Linked DNA regions of Mus musculus: region 2 is linked to region 1. Evidence: chromatin loops called from intact Hi-C (ENCODE). Cell type or tissue: left cerebral cortex. All regions are shown on one strand. Links, peaks and the distances in the headings refer to the core of each region. The heading gives the core; the rest is flanking DNA.

What was found. A loop is a pair of places that touch in the nucleus more often than their neighbours do. Peaks named below come from ENCODE experiments on the same cell type or tissue, not always from the same donor. Only the 100,000 strongest peaks of a DNase experiment are listed, where the experiment ranks them.
Region 2: a loop joins it to region 1, with 6 times the contacts of the local background. A loop is called at or near these places in 3 of 42 quality-filtered maps.

Annotation. Positions count from the first base shown.
Region 1 is chr16:57,265,888-57,268,804 of GRCm38, reverse strand. Tmem30c (transmembrane protein 30C) reads left to right here. Exons shown (of 8, transcript NM_027651.1): 8 at 2,211-2,666. The coding sequence ends at 2,395. Among named protein-coding and RNA genes, the nearest start is that of Gm26800, 12 kb to the left of the region's middle. In left cerebral cortex, for the core only: no CTCF peak of the experiment used is centred there; DNase peaks (open chromatin) are centred at 181, 496 and 1,630; H3K27ac peaks cover 344 bases.
Region 2 is chr16:57,357,818-57,360,734 of GRCm38, reverse strand. All of the region lies in intron 1 of Cmss1 (cms small ribosomal subunit 1), which reads left to right. All of the region lies in intron 1 of Filip1l (filamin A interacting protein 1-like), which reads right to left. Among named protein-coding and RNA genes, the nearest start is that of Filip1l, 6.0 kb to the right of the region's middle. In left cerebral cortex, for the core only: no CTCF peak of the experiment used is centred there; DNase peaks (open chromatin) are centred at 831 and 1,304; H3K27ac peaks cover 273 bases.

The DNA of each region.
Region 1 (2,917 bases), core at 143-2,642:
CCGCTTACCACCCCAGGAAGGGTGAAGCTTCTGTCCGTGGCCAACCCTACCTATGAACCAGATACAGACGAGCCAGCAAGCAATGGCTTGCTCGATGAAGACTTCACTGTGTGGCTACGGACAGCTTGGCTCAGGCCCTGCCAGGAATGCTGTGAGCTGTGCGCTCCACATGTGTACTCTTCCTCTCTTCGGATCAGAGCCAGCCAGTGGGAGTTGATGTCTTAGTAACAGACATATGGGCCAAGTTAGGAGACATATGTTTGAATAACAGATTGTGATTTTTTTTCCCTTCAAATTCAAAAATACAAATGTGACTCTTGATTTAAAAAAAAAAAAACGTAGATTTAACTATAAAGTGTAACTAAGCCTTATCTTTAAGAAGTTATAAATTTACACGTAATTTATATTAACTGTGGTCTTCAGAGCTCATGTCTCCAAAGCAGGTAGATTTCTTAGGCAGGCTCACACTCAGCTTTGAATCAGCCACCCAGTTAAGCACGCGCACCTCTTACAGCATGCCAGGGTTACTGGCTGAGATTGTTCTAGAGGACACCCAGCAGGCCAGAGCTGCTCCACACGGACTGTTCACTTGTGTAGTCTCCCTAGCTCCCAGTGAGGTTGAATGAGAAACTCCTGTTTCTCTTTTCCCCCAGGACTGAGCAAATGTTCTTCCCCTAAACTCTCTCCCTAGTCCCGGGATAGAAAACCACAGTGTGAAATTTCTTCTCTCTCTCCTCCATTTCTTCTCTCTCCTAGAGCAGGTTTGTAGAACTCTCCAATGGGAAAGTAGAGCTGCTCCTCTGTGGGATCCCTGCTGACTGACATCCCTGTCCTATCCACCTTTGCTTTCTCTTGCAGTGGTTGCTTTAAAACAGGGATAGAACGTTGCCTGGTGACTGTCTCTCAAGTTGAATCTCCTGACCCCACAGACCTGTGTCGACCATAACAGTAAAGTAGAGGAGAGATGGCACAGACTGAACAATGCTGCCCTCTCCCTTGGCTGTAATGAGTCTGGGATGGGAATGACGAAAGGAAGCCATACCCTAAAAGCGATACACTGTTTCTATTCTCCTCTCTGGACATGCTAAGTCTCCTCCATGATTCTGCTAACAGCCACACTTGGCCGCTGATTGGAAGCTGATTGTACACAGCTTCAATGCTGAGTGTCACCCCCTGCTTGCACTCCCCCTGTGTGATGGCTTAAGAAGTAAACCTGGCCTGCAGCATCACTCTCTCCTACTGGAAGGGAAAAGGGGGGGTCTGGAGGTGAGGATAGGACTCTTTCAGCTGATCTAGGAGAGAACACAGGTAAGGCAGCACTGGAAGATAAAAGACCAAGTGATAATGAAGGGAGAGAGAGAGAGAGAGAGAGAGAGAGAGAGAGAGAGAGAGAGAGAGAGAGAGAGGTTTGTTCCTAACATAGTTCCTTGTGCCTTTAAATAGTTCATTGCCAAGAGATTGGAAGCCCTTTAAGGGCTTGGCTGGGAAATGCCTCTGTCGTCTGTGTTGCTATGAGAAGGCTTTGTTTGTTTATTAGTTTCATTTACAAAAGGCACCAGATGTTCAAAACCCTCAGGCCACAAGCCCCATGAAGATGATATCATTACAATGCTACATAGCAAGCCCACTTCAAACACTTTCTCACAGGCAACAGGACACTGACTTTTCAAAACCATGACAAGCACCCTGCTTTTAGATTTAGAGTTCTCACCAAAAAATGTTTCTGTGTTCATCCTGAGGCTTTATTTATTGTTCTTACTCCTCGGAAGGAATTTTCTCTGTTGAAGGGACTCAAGCCTTATCCAGTTAAGGAACTTGGCCTTTTCTGAGTCTTCTGGTTCACGAATAAAGCCTCAGGTTTGCTGTGAACGAACGCTGTCTCTATCCTTTGTGCTACCTTGGACTCATCAAAGGGAATTAGATTATCTGTTCACTAGCCAGCTATTGACAAGTCACCCAGATCTATTTGTGTCCACATCTTCTCTCTACACTACAGCTATGTTGAAGAGAGCCTTGTTATGACTAATTTTATTCTAGCAAGATAGAGTTTTATTTGACTGCGTGGAAACACATGAAACAGAATAATCACCTGGGTTGGTTTTCTTTTGTCTGTGAAAAAGATCAATTTTATATAACTTAATTTAGTGTGTTTGCATATGCTATGGTATAAATGACAAATACTGAGCCAGGTCCTTAACAGATCTTCTTAGACTTTCCAGTAACCATGTTCCAAGGAGAAAAGTCCATTGTCCTTTCCACTCTGACATGGATCGGGGGAGGAGGCCTTTTCTTGGGGCTGACTTACACAGTGACGGGGGCACTGACGCTGTTGGCCTCTTTTGCCATCCTGACGATTCACTTGATGCTGAAAAGGAGTAAACTGAATTTCCTGTAGAGGTGGTGTCCAGATTTAAAGAGAAGAAGAGCAGAAGGCAGCAGCAGACAATGGAGTGATAGACCCAAAGATCCCTGGCAAAGCTTGAAGAGTTCCTGAGCCACCTCAAGGAGGAGTGCTGGATTGATGGAATCCAATATAATCCTAACTACAAGGATAAATGACGAGGTTCCCAGAGTGTGTGTGGGGGGGGGGGGAGGAGGAGCAAATAAAAAAATATATGTACAGTAAAATGTTCTTGGAATAAAGATGAGAAATGTTTTTGAACTCTAGACCAAGTGTTAAGAATCAGTTTGGAGTCCTTGTACCTCAGAGTGGGTGAGTTCCCTGGGGGTCTGCTCTCAAGGCAAGAGCAAGTGAGCCAAAACTGAGTCCTTTTAGCCATCCAGTCAGGCTCAGGCTGGTGGCTGGCTGGATGACGTTATAGACTTCCAAAGACCAACTGTTGAGCTGAGCAACAGAACTGAGTCACAACCAACTTCTTCTGTTTAGACCAAGCAGTGCTTAGCCACCTCCCGAGTA
Region 2 (2,917 bases), core at 270-2,769, 92 kb before region 1:
CATTCCACTTCTCTCCCATGTCTCTGCCACATGTTTGCATATCATAGTGGTACCCAATGCAGGGGGGCATGTGGCAGGTGGACCTCTGAGTACCTCCCACCTCCCCATGTAGCATGTGTCAGATGGACTGCATCCTGGCTTCTCTAAATTAGGATTTTTTTTATTTGTATTTTGTATGTTTGGTGTTTTACCTATATGAATGTCTGTATACCACATGCACTCAGTGCCTGTGGAGGTCAGAAAAGGGTGCTGGATCCACGGAACTAGCATTACATTACAAGTGGTTATAAGCTGGCATCTATGTTCTGGGAATTGAACTCTGGATCTCCTACAGGAGCAGTAGAGCATTGTAAGCCACCAAACCATCCCCCGACCCCCTAACGTGTCTTCAAATGAGAACAACCCTGTTCAAGAACTCCATTATATCAACACCAAAGCAGAATATGACGTTTGAAGTTTGAGGCAGAAGGCTCTCAGTATTCAGTCATACAGATCTTTAAGATACACTTTGCCAACAGTAAAAGTTACCCTTCAGATAATGTTCTCTTCTACAAATCCTGACAAACACTAGAGATCACAGATGTTACCATTACAGTCAAGACCTACAGAAGTTCCATCACCCCAAAACAGCCCCCCTCTACCCCTTTACAGAAACTTCTCCACTAGGTCCTAGAAACTTGCAGTTGCTGATCTGCCTTCTGTCCCTGTAGCTTTTCATTTGCTACAGTGCCATATGCATTGCACTTATGCAGAGTCCGGCTTCTTGAGTCTGGATTGTTTCCCTTAGCCTAGCACAGTTGGGGTTTGTCCATGTTGCTGTATTGTTAGTGCTATAGAGTAATTCATCCTACAGTTGTGCTGTAGTTTAAATATTCATTCAGCAGTAGAAGGCTGTCTAAATTGTTTCAAGGCAATTACAATGAAACTGGTAGAAATATGACTACTCAGTCATAGGCAATTTGCCTGTTAGGTTAGAAAGCATCAAATTCAAGAATTATTGGAGAAGGAAATGACTATTCTATTCTGTGCCAACAGACACATTTCTAGCCAGCAGGGTGGTTCATGCCTGTTACCCCAGCACTCAGGCGGCTGAGGCAGAAGGATGTGTTTTGGGTCAGCCTGGAGGTCCCTGCCTCAAAATATCTCTCTCCGAAAGCGATTAGTTTGTCTCCCCCATCACACTCACAATGCAATCAAGAATGGAGTTTTTAATAACCTCCTTCCAGAGCCACTCTTGTAAGTGGGTGGCCATGTGTGTTCTTGCTGGAAGACTAGTTCCCAAAGTAGCACAGCTTCAACGCCCACCTTTCCATTCTCTCCTACAACCCCACGTGGCCTGTACCATCAGCGTTTGTCCTCCCTCACTTTCGGAATTCACGTGATCTTATGTGCCTTCCTCTCACCAGTACTCAGGGGGTGCAGTGGGGGAGGGGGATGCCTTTTAGCAATCGTGTTATTTTGCTGCTCTAAAAGCGTAATTATGAAGAGAGGCTCCCTATGGCTTTTCTTTGGATGCATGCTTAAATGTGGCTCATCTTGCAGAGGCCAGCTCCACTATACGCACAGATTGGTTGGGCCACATGCACAAAATATCCATTGATCCCTTTCGGCTTTTTCGCAACATGGCTTAATATACTATAACAATGTATTATTGGGGCTACTAATGTCACTTAGTGCAGTCATCATCACTGGAGCCATCACTGTCACCTAATGTACCTGATGCCAGATAGGCTGAGAGCAATCACTTAGTGCTGTGATCACACATACACACACACACAAAATTAATATGATTTAGCGTGTTGTGTATCATCCTGTGCTGGTCTGGAAACTTGTACATCTGCTACAACTTAGACCAGAAATTTGATGTAATCATTTAGGAGTTTTTACAGCAGTTTGACTTTACTACAGAATCTTTGCCTGTGATCCTCATTTAAAAAAAAAAAATTGTTGCAGTCAATGATAAATGGACCACGACAAAATTTTTGTTTTATGCCACAGGTAGGTAAAAAGCACAGATATAATATGCTTTTCAAATGCTATCCTACAAAGAAGTCTCAAAATGTAGACTCAGTTCTAGGGTAGAGCCTGACACTCTGTGTTTCAGACATACTGTGGAGTGATGTCCACACTGATCATCTGCCAGCAGACTGGGGGGGGGGGGGGTCAGAGGAATTATACACTTTTCGTAAACATTGTCTCTGTTTAGTTGGTTTAGGCACACACCCACATTTCGTAAGTGTACACAAACAGCATCAAGAGAGCATCTCTATAGTGCAGAGCCTTGCTTTGGGTTATTGTCAGTGAGAAGCTAGGCCTGCTAGCACGCTGTATGCCAAGTGTTATTATCAGTCCCTCAGATTGACAGGGACAGGAAAGCCCAGTAAACAGATCGTTGACCAAATCCCAACCTACCTGTCTCCCTGAACTAGGAGGTTGCTTGTATATAATATTCTAAGTTATGGACCAGTGTACCTCATTTCTTAGAAATGAATGGGTCCTTTACATCAATAAACTTCTACAACTTGATCCTGTCAGAGAAAGTACCACTTCCCAGGAAACTTCAATCCTGGGTATGCCCACCCTATTGATTACCTATTTCTTTTCTTTTCTCTTCTCTTCTTTTCTTTTTTCTCGAGTTCAGCCCAAGCATCAGATGTCAGCATATCTTTTTGTTGAAAGAATTGCATGGATCTATCTTTTGAACTAATGGAATAGACAGCTCTAATCTGGGTGCATACACGTGAGGGAAGCTTGCAGTAGATGGGGGGGGGGGCGGGTTGTGTGGGGGAACCTGTATTTTAGAAGAATTTGCAGATACTAGGCTTTAGACAACTTGGAAAGATTTTTGCTTTGCTTTGCCTTGCTTCCTTCCTTTCCACTCTCTACCTTTAAGAAGAGGTGCAATTCCCAGAGGATA